Linked DNA regions of Homo sapiens: region 1 is linked to region 2. A link is a contact called in ENCODE Hi-C data. All regions are on one chromosome and are shown on one strand. Each heading gives the region's core, a stretch centred on a gene start or an enhancer-like site at or near the end of the contact. The rest is flanking DNA. Distances are from core to core; before and after follow the strand shown. Region 1 has its middle 180 kb from the start of PLN. Region 2 overlaps SLC35F1 (solute carrier family 35 member F1).

Region 1 (4,728 bases), core at 448-2,947, 77 kb after region 2:
CTTTCCCACCATGTGCTTCCTTGATGAGTAAAAAACTAGAAGCCAACATTCCAAGTAGAATGGCCTGGGTTCTGTCTTGTGTTGAGCATTCTGGCTCATGCTCGAAAGCAGATAAAGAGTGGCACATGCCTGTGGCTATTTCAGAATCTCAGAGATGTGCAGGAGGCTGTCCCTCTGAGAAAATGGAGCAACAACTAATGTATTATTCATATATTTGAGCTTCCAGAAGAAAGGTCTACTCCGAGGACAGATTTTTTTCTGCCATTAATGACCACTTTTTAAAACAGATATCTGATGGCAATGTCATTTGGGGGCTCTTTGGGTACCTATTTCCCATCAAGATTAAATAGATTTACCTGATCAAGGGCTAAGAGGAAATAAACCTAATGCCCACAGACATTTTCAATTACCAATGTTTAGTTAGGGAATACTCTAGCATCTTTTTACAGTTAACTTAGTAAGGCCTTTGAACAACTTCAACCATTCTTGGGAATAATCACCTTTCTGTTGAGTGATGGCAAAAGTCCAAGCACTAGAAGAATGATATATTGGACTTTGGGGCCTCAAAGGGAAGGGTGAGAGGGGGGTGAGGGATAAAAGACTACACATTGGGTACAGTGTACACTGCTCAGGTGACGAGTCCACCAAAATATCAGAAATCACCACTGAAGAACTTATCCAAGTAACCAAACACCACCTGTTCTCCAAAAACCTATTGGAAAAAAAAAAAACAAAACAAAAGTCCAAGCACCGTGTCCCTCAATATCTAAGACACATGTCAACCCAGCACGGACAGCCAAGGGAACAGGCACCGGTACTTAAGCATCTTAGCCCCACTCAGACCCCTTGAGTTCGATTCCATCCTGGCCCTTCCAGGGCTCTATCAACCCTTAACAATCCTAAAACACCTAACCCCTGAAGTCATTCTGGAAAAGAGGAAGAGTTTCCCAAGGGCCAGAGAAGAAGTCTTAGAAACTAGAGAAGGTAATGACCCCCTAGAATCTTCTTGATGCAAAAACAAGCCACCAGGATGACCAAAGGGCAGTGCAGTCTTCTCACAGCATCCTCTGACTTAGACCTGGGCTGCTCAGCTTTCTCAGAGCTGAAGACTCCAGGACTTTCTGAATCTAGATTCACATTTCCAAAAGGAGTATATGTCTAAGACATTCCAAAAAAGTGGTCATGTTTGGTGGGAATGAGGTTTTCCTGCACAATTATGGTTAAATCTCACGTTAGTGAAGATTTTGTGGTTGAAGCCATCTGGAATCCTCTCACTAAGTGGCTTCCCATAGCTCTGGCCAGAAGTCACCTTGGTTGGACATAAGGACATGATTATATATCCTGTTGTTCAGACCTAAGCCTGAGTACTCAATCAGGTTATTAAATTGTTTTTACCCTCACCCTGGATTTTTCTGTAACAAGGATCACCTTGAAAACAGGCTAGACTCTGCTATCTAAAGGTACCTTTACAAAGAGTCTGAAAACAGAATAAATATTATGTTTTCTTGATGAGGCGTTTATTGTACCCTCTGAGCATCCAAACTTAATGGGTCAGAAGAATACCAGGTGCTGCTCTTGTTTGATAAAAGCAGTTATCACATGCTATTTAGAGAGTGTGTGGAAGGAGTTCTTGGCTGTGATTGAATCCTGCAATTCTGTCTCCAACAGGCTTTCAGCAGCCATGGCTCTGAGTCATCTGCCTGGTGACCAGAAGCTGACATCCAATATCATGTGCCTCCCCAGATAATGAGGTCAAATGTGCCAGACCCACAAGGGGCTTGATAACAGCTTATTAACATCCCCAAATGATAGCACTTTTGATTAAACCTCACATGTCTGCCTGTCCCCCCTCTCATCCTTTCTAAAATTAGAGCTGGTATTTTACTAACCATGCCCTTGCTTGAACTTTAGAATGGTTCAAGGATAGTGCAAAATCATGATGTCTTTTCACTGTAATCCCCAAGAACAGGGTTTTTCTGGGTCACAAAGTCTTAGATTAATTCAAACTTTACTGAGTTTTCCTCCCCTTTGGAATAAATTAGATACTTTTTGGAAAGCCAACAAGGTACAAAACAGAGCACAAAGTTTAGATTCAGAAATCATGTGCTCTAATGTGCTTTGTTCCCTAAGCTAAATAGTATGTAAACCAACAGAAGTCACTTTGCGTCACCGTAACTCAGTTTGCCATCTACAAAAATGAAAGAGTGCTACTTTTTAGAGCTTTGTGGAGTAGGAATCAAATAGGATAATAGATAGAAATCCCTCTTTCAATAATGAAAGCAGTATATAACTATTATTATATACTGGTATGTAATATTATTACCATCATAATTATGGTTCCTGTTTCTAGGTTTTATATTTTGTAGCAACATTTATCTGTTTGAGAATTTTAATTGCCAAAGTCAATTTGTCCCATTTTGATTTCAAGACATAATATATTATAAGAGAATTTGAAAATATCCTCTGATGTGCCCCTGGGCCTCCAAAATGAAGCTGTTCTGGGCTGGCAGGCAGCTCTAGAGCCCCATGAAAGTGAGTAGAAGAAAGTTAAGGGCCAGACTGATGAACAGCAGAAGGCAAGCACAATAAGGACTGGGGTGTGGGGGGTCGATAGCAATAGGGAGAGTCTACAATCACATGGAAGAAAGGGAAAGTCAAGATTTCCCTGTCATGGAATAGTTTGTTTGGCATCGGGGGAAGCTGATCAAGGTGAAATTACAAAGAAAAACTAGGAGTGGGGAGGGCTTTCCAGAGAAAATTAAAACAGCTCAGGTGGAAGATGGCTTGCTTTTGGACATGGATTTGACTACAGAGAGGGAGAGGGTAAGACAGGTAGGATAGAAAGTCAAGGATAAATCTGCACCAAGACTCATTGGGTAAGACATACAATGAGTGCCTGAAATCCGAGGCAGGGGCTCTGGGCTCACAATGTCAGCGTGAAGATCATGATGAGGCTGCAAAGCAGATGAGAGTGAAGGAGTGAGAGGGCTGGGAGGAGAGGAAATTCAGGCAGAGAGAGAGATGTGGGAACTTAAGAACTTAGAGGAAAAGAGTTCTGATGGAGGAGATATGCACATGGGTGTGGAGGATGGAAATGGGAGAGCGGAGGTGGTGATTCCTGAAGTGGAGACAGTCAAGAGTCCATTAGACCAGGATCTTCACTGAGTACCCACATTGCAAATGGAATCTCCCAGGCTGAAGGTGGGACTTATAAAGATGGGAAGATTATGATGCACACAAGAACCAATTTTTTCCGTAAATTTAGAAAAATGACCAAGAGTTTAGAAGATGAGAGTGACAAGAAAGGGAAGGGATGATATAGCCCGCATTACAGGGAGCCATCCATAAGGGGATAAGGATATTATTTGGAAGCCAACTCTCCTCTCGCTTCTGATTTTTTTCTTCCTCATCCCATCCTCAGACTCAGGCTCAGAGATGGTGAAGATGTTGAAGAATCAGCAGGCTCCACACGATCCTTGAAAAGACTACAAAATTAATGATGTTTTCTTCAGATAGTCAGATGCAGGTACAGAACGAGGAAGTCAAAGGAATTGCTCTGTGATCAGGAGGAGTGTGTAGAGGACTCTGAAGGACCAACAGAAAGCCTGGGTGGGAAGACAGCCATGGAAGGATTAAATGAGAGGCAGAACATGAAAATTCAGTGGGCAGAGGGGCTTGCATTTGGGGCTATGACTGGCTGACGAGGATGAGAAACAGGGTGGAATGAACTGACCTCAAGATTCTAGGTGAGCCCCCGGGGTGGTCTGAGACCTCAGGCCTTTCCAGAAACCCAATGGCATCAGGATTCTTAACAGAACATTGAAGGATGTGTCCAGGTGCAGACTGGCCCAGGAGCCCTCCCACATATAAGCTCAAAAATGAGGTCTTTCATATGTTCTGCCGGAGATTATGAGTTTGGAGGTGCCATAGTCTCTTTCACCCACTTGCATAGGTTGTAGCTTCTGGACACTCACAAGGCAGCTACTTTCAGCCAGCAAGTGGCCTGCCACCATCGTATCTGAGGTGTGGTAGCCTGAGGTCAGCTCTCAGTTATCAAAGGCCTGATGAAACATAATTCTGACTGTGTTTTGACATTGAGTTCTCAGATTATCTAATGGCACAGATCAACTCCCTTCTTGCTCCTTTACCTTAACCCTATTTTATTCACCCCTTATTCCCAAATTTGTGACATTATTGGTGACCTTGAAAAACTGGTAGCAACCTAAATGCCAAACAATAGGAGAATAGTTAATAAATTATAGCACATTTGAGATTCAGAATACCAAAACGCAGTTTTAAAAATGGGGCAAACTTGTATGTGCTATTGTGGAAGGATCACTATGATGCTTGCTGGGTAGAAAAAGGATTTGATGACATAACTAGAGGGGATCCCATTTTTAGAAGGAAAGAAGGGAGGGAAGGAGGGAGGGAGGGAGGAAGAGATGGGAAGGGATGGAGGGAGGGAGGGAGAGAGAGAGGAGAAATTCATACTTACGTGTACTGTGTGTATACAAGTATGTGTGTTTGTGAGTAGAGAAGATTTTTGAAATGATACCCAATTGATAACTCCAGCTACCTCCAGGTGTAAGCCTGGGGATGATGGGAGGGTAGACAGGAAGAACTTTGCTACTTACACTGTACATTTCTGTGATTCTTGAATTTTTTACAACTATTATTATTTATTATGTTAGTAATTAAAGACAAACAATTCTATAAATGATTGTTTAG
Region 2 (4,378 bases), core at 777-3,276:
GGGGGATTATCATTTTGCCTACCCCAACAGGACTAGTAATAATTCTACCAGGACAATACGAGTATACTGACTAGAAGCCAGGCCAGCTGGGATGTATGGACATGTGGTTCAGAAGCTGTGTCTGGACAATGACGACACATTCTCTGCCTACAGACACTATGCTCTGTTGAATTTCCTAACTGATTTTTAAAGTAGTTCAGGTATCTTGCTAGTATGTGATTTTAATAAAGAAAACACTAAGTCATGTGGAGAGAGAATAAATTGGAGTGGGAAAACTATTTCAACATCTGCCACATAAAGTGTGAATTAAGCAGCATGGTGTGTCCGAAACAGCATGGACTTCAGAGTCCAAGGAGCCTAGATTTAAACTGGCTTCTGTGTATGCTTTAAGTTATTTGGGCCAGTTACTTATTCTCTCTAAACTTCAAGGTGATGAGATTTGCCTTATGGAGCTTCACAGGGGATTAAGTTAGATAATGTATAAAAGGTGACCAGCAGTGATACAGTTCTCTGCTTAAACATATGTTTCAGGGTTAGTAATTCCTGTCTTATTTCATTTTTGGACTATTAACCTTATTTTATGATTTTGTAACTAGATGTACTGCTTAACAATTTTGTATGAGTTCTCTCCAACTTTTTTCCTGTTTGAAAAGGCAAGCCTGGGGTCTCATGCATAAAAATGTAGAAAACATTGTATTAGTCATTTTTGGCTGATTTCTTTGATTCCTTTATTGCTTACCATAGAATTTTTAGGTGACAACCAGAAATACAAAACATCTGAGGGTTGTTAAAGTAAAATGCCAAACAGTTCTTTCACTGTATGCCATCGCGTGCTGAACATTCTTCAGGAAAATAGCAGCTGACATGAAATATACAGAAAATTCCTTTTTGCCTGACATTTAAATGACGATGGCTTATTTCACACATTTACTATTAACATGTCAAGGCTTAATATTGCCACAAAATTGTTGTAATAAAGTTGAGAGTAATTTCATGAGAACATGTTATTTTCGTAACTTTATTAAAACAAACTAGAAACTAATAGACAAAAATGAACATCATAAGTACTCTCCAAGTCCCCTTTAAACACTTCACTTGGGCCATTGGTTTATATGGCTCTCCATGCTGAACAGGCTGAAGCCACAGACCATCCTGTTTGAAGAATATCTTAGGAAGATATGGGCTCCATAAAACTATTCTTGCATCAGGAAAGTGTTTTTTATCATACAAATAATTACTAAAAAAAAAAAGAGAGATTTCAAAATCAGTTATCCAAAAGTCAACTCCAACTATTCTAGGTAATGTGATTAATGTGAATTTTGTAGGATTTCATGTGCATGTTTTCATTAGAAAACATTCTGTGTGTCTTAGTCTCATATTTATACCAGATAATTTTTAAATAATTGCTTTGAGTTACAAAATAATCAGAAAAGTTTTTAAATGTCAGCAGCCTGTGCTGGCAATCCAGGTGACATCCTATGAGGACAGGTGTAGAGCTCCACAGTCCACCCTGACCCTCCCCGTCAGCTCCTAAAATTATATCTATCCCATATGTGCCAGCTTCTCTTACTGTTTTGTTGTGGTGGTTGTTATAAGAGATTTGGCAAACAAAGTTAAATAACTCTGGACCTGAGGTCATTATAATAATATATTATTATGTATTAAATTTAAAAGAATGATATCCAGACAATATTTATTTATTCTGTACCTGTTATGTGCCAGCCACTGTTTTGGTGCATAACTTTTTATTTATAAGTGAAGATGACAGAAACACCAAAAATCACCAGGCAGATTAATGCAAAGGATAAGGTTCCAAAACACTAAAACTTTAGTAGACAGCAGTATCAACTATCCTTAACATCTGAGTCCCAATGCCAGAGAGTTTACAGAGACTGGAAACTTTCATTAAGAGTGGAATCTTTCATTAGACATGAATCAGAATCCTGAGCCAAGCAACCCTGTTGATCCTCTGTGTCAGTGAGCAATCTCAGTAATGTCACTGCACTTGAAAACTAGGGCAGGCAGCCTCAACCTGTGGCAGCTGATGAGCATAATAAAAGCAATACTTCACTTCTTATTTTTTAAAATGCCCTCATAAGTAGCCTGTTAGGTTTCTTGTATGTAAAAATGACATCTTAAAAGGCTATGGATGTTAAGCTTATAGTGCCCAAATGTAATTAGAAATAGGAGATTTAAAAATTAATACTTAGCCTTTTATGACTTTACAATACTTTTTAAAGTATTGCTAGTGAGAAAAGAATTAGGGAAACTGGCATCTCTGAAGCCCAAAGTATTACACATGGAATACCAAGGTGGAAGAGCAATGAGCGTTTGACTTTGGCTTTCCCCTGCACTGTTAAGAGTACAGCCCCTTTTGAGGCTTCGTCTTGCTGAATAACTTAGGGTAAGTGTTGCTAGCTTCTAGCAGTGGGGAAGGGATGCATTTCCATGCAGCCATTCAGGAACCCAGGTGCCTTCCATTTTGTGGCTCTGCCATCCTCTAGTGCAGGAGTCAGAAAACCCTAACCTGTGAGCCACCCCCTATTTTAGTAAATAAAGTTCTATTGGAGCAGAGCCATGCCCATTTCTTCACATATTATCCATGGCTGCTTTTGTGCTACAATGGCAGTGTTGAGTAATTGTGACAGAGTATATGACCCATAAACCCAAAATAGTTACTACTGTCTAGCTCCTTAAGAAGTCTGCCCATGCCTGGGCTAGGCACTTGGAGTCCTCTGTGGGACTCCTTCTTAGACAGCCTGGAGACTTTCATGGCTGTGTTTAGAGTGGTGTGTCTACAGCCCCTCCCATTCTCTTGGCCAAAACTCAGTCACATGGCCACACCTAATAATTGCAAGGGAGGCTGGGAAATGTGGTCAATCTATGCAGGAAGAAAAGAAAATGGGTTTAGTGAACAAGTAGCTGGTCTCTGCTACACTAGCAATTTCCATTTCCCAGGAATATGAGAAGGATTAGAGAAGTTGGGAATAAATGGTGAGGCAAGCCCAGAATTATAGCCAGAAGCCAAAGTTCCTTGTACAAAAATCTATTCATGAACTCCACATCACAAAACAAATATTTTGAGCTCACGTCATCATGATAAGCTGTGAGGAAAGATTGAACGGGCTAGAGGTACTGCAGAAGTTTCAAACGGAAAGGATTGTGATTGGATTGGGGCATAACCAAGAAAAAAGCAGCTAGTTGTCTCCCAGGACAATGCCTGGAATGTGTTTGTCACCAAAATGAACAGCCTGGCCGTTCAGTCGTATTCACAAGATTGAATGGCAACAATCTTGCCCATTCAGTCTCCTAATTTTGTCAGCAGACCTGTGTGGATCCGTCTTCCATGGACCAGAATATTAATAAACCAAACTCATAGAAATCAGAGTATCAGTTTGCTAAGATGTAAAACAAAGATTGGCTCGAACATTAAAGGCTGAAGCAGAACCACTACTCTACACATCTCTAGGGGCCACCAAGGACTGAAGACTTTTTTTCAACTCTATATTTAAAGTGTTAAGAGTTGTGATTTACTCTCTTCCATGAAAGATGATTAACATTGTCCTCCCTCATTTCCTTGACTTTTACTGTACTGTTTTTATATTATCAATATTTTAATAGTTAACTTCTGTAAATATAACCCCTATGGTTTTTATACCATACTTCCACACTTACTACATTTGCTGTACCACCAGTCTCTGAAATATAGGTTCTTCTTTTCTGAATTTATTTTGATTAATCCCTTAGGAGGCTGGATTTCATCACTACTGGTATTGTCAAGAGGCAATACAGCTATGTATGGTTGTACAGGCTGCACACAGTGCAATTTGACCATTTGTAGAGAATATGTTCCCTATAATGCGAAAGCAGATGGTCATCAAGTGTCTTGATTCACTGCGGAAGTGCTATTGGGTTAGCAGTGAGTCTACCAGGAAATGTTCACAGGGGTTGCATTCCTAAGTCTTTACTTCTTTGAAAACATGTCTACTCTTTAAATTCAAAGGATAATTCTATCCTAAGTTGCATTTTTTTCTCAGAACTTATATATATATATATAAAAAATATATATATAATATATATAATATTATATAAGTTCTGAGAAATATATATTATATATATAAGTTCTGAGAAATATATATTATATATATAAGTTCTGAGAAATATATATATATAATATATATATAATATATATATATACACACATATATTTTTTTTCAGTTGAGCACTGCACCCTGATATGGTTTGGATGTTTGTTCCCTCAAAATCTCATGTTGAAATGTAATCTGCAATGTTGGAGGTGGGGCCTTGTGGGAGGTGTTTGGGTCATGAGGGCGGATTCCTCGTGAATGGCTTGGTGCCATCTTCATGGTAATGACTG

What was found. Hi-C counts contacts between places; a loop is a spot of excess contacts on that map. Pooled maps may share reads with other maps.
Region 1: a loop to region 2 is called in a map of gastrocnemius medialis, with 2.6 times the contacts of the local background. The contact joins two enhancer-like sites. A Hi-C loop is called at or near these places in 25 of 168 maps with a recorded cell type or tissue (Right ventricle myocardium inferior, Right ventricle myocardium superior, aorta and 9 more), 1 of 37 single-sample maps with no recorded cell type and 19 of 50 pooled maps.

The regions. Positions count from the first base shown.
Region 1 is chr6:118,370,879-118,375,606 of GRCh38, forward strand. No RefSeq gene overlaps it. Among named protein-coding and RNA genes, the nearest start is that of PLN, 180 kb to the right of the region's middle. Within about 2 kb of position 1,698, at least 4 of the 41 ENCODE cell types and tissues checked have a DNase peak (open chromatin) inside an H3K27ac peak, as active enhancers do; they include gastrocnemius medialis, where a contact is called at or near this core.
Region 2 is chr6:118,293,582-118,297,959 of GRCh38, forward strand. The region is part of intron 7 of SLC35F1 (solute carrier family 35 member F1); the gene reads left to right. Among named protein-coding and RNA genes, the nearest start is that of PLN, 250 kb to the right of the region's middle. Within about 2 kb of position 2,027, at least 3 of the 41 ENCODE cell types and tissues checked have a DNase peak (open chromatin) inside an H3K27ac peak, as active enhancers do; they include gastrocnemius medialis, where a contact is called at or near this core.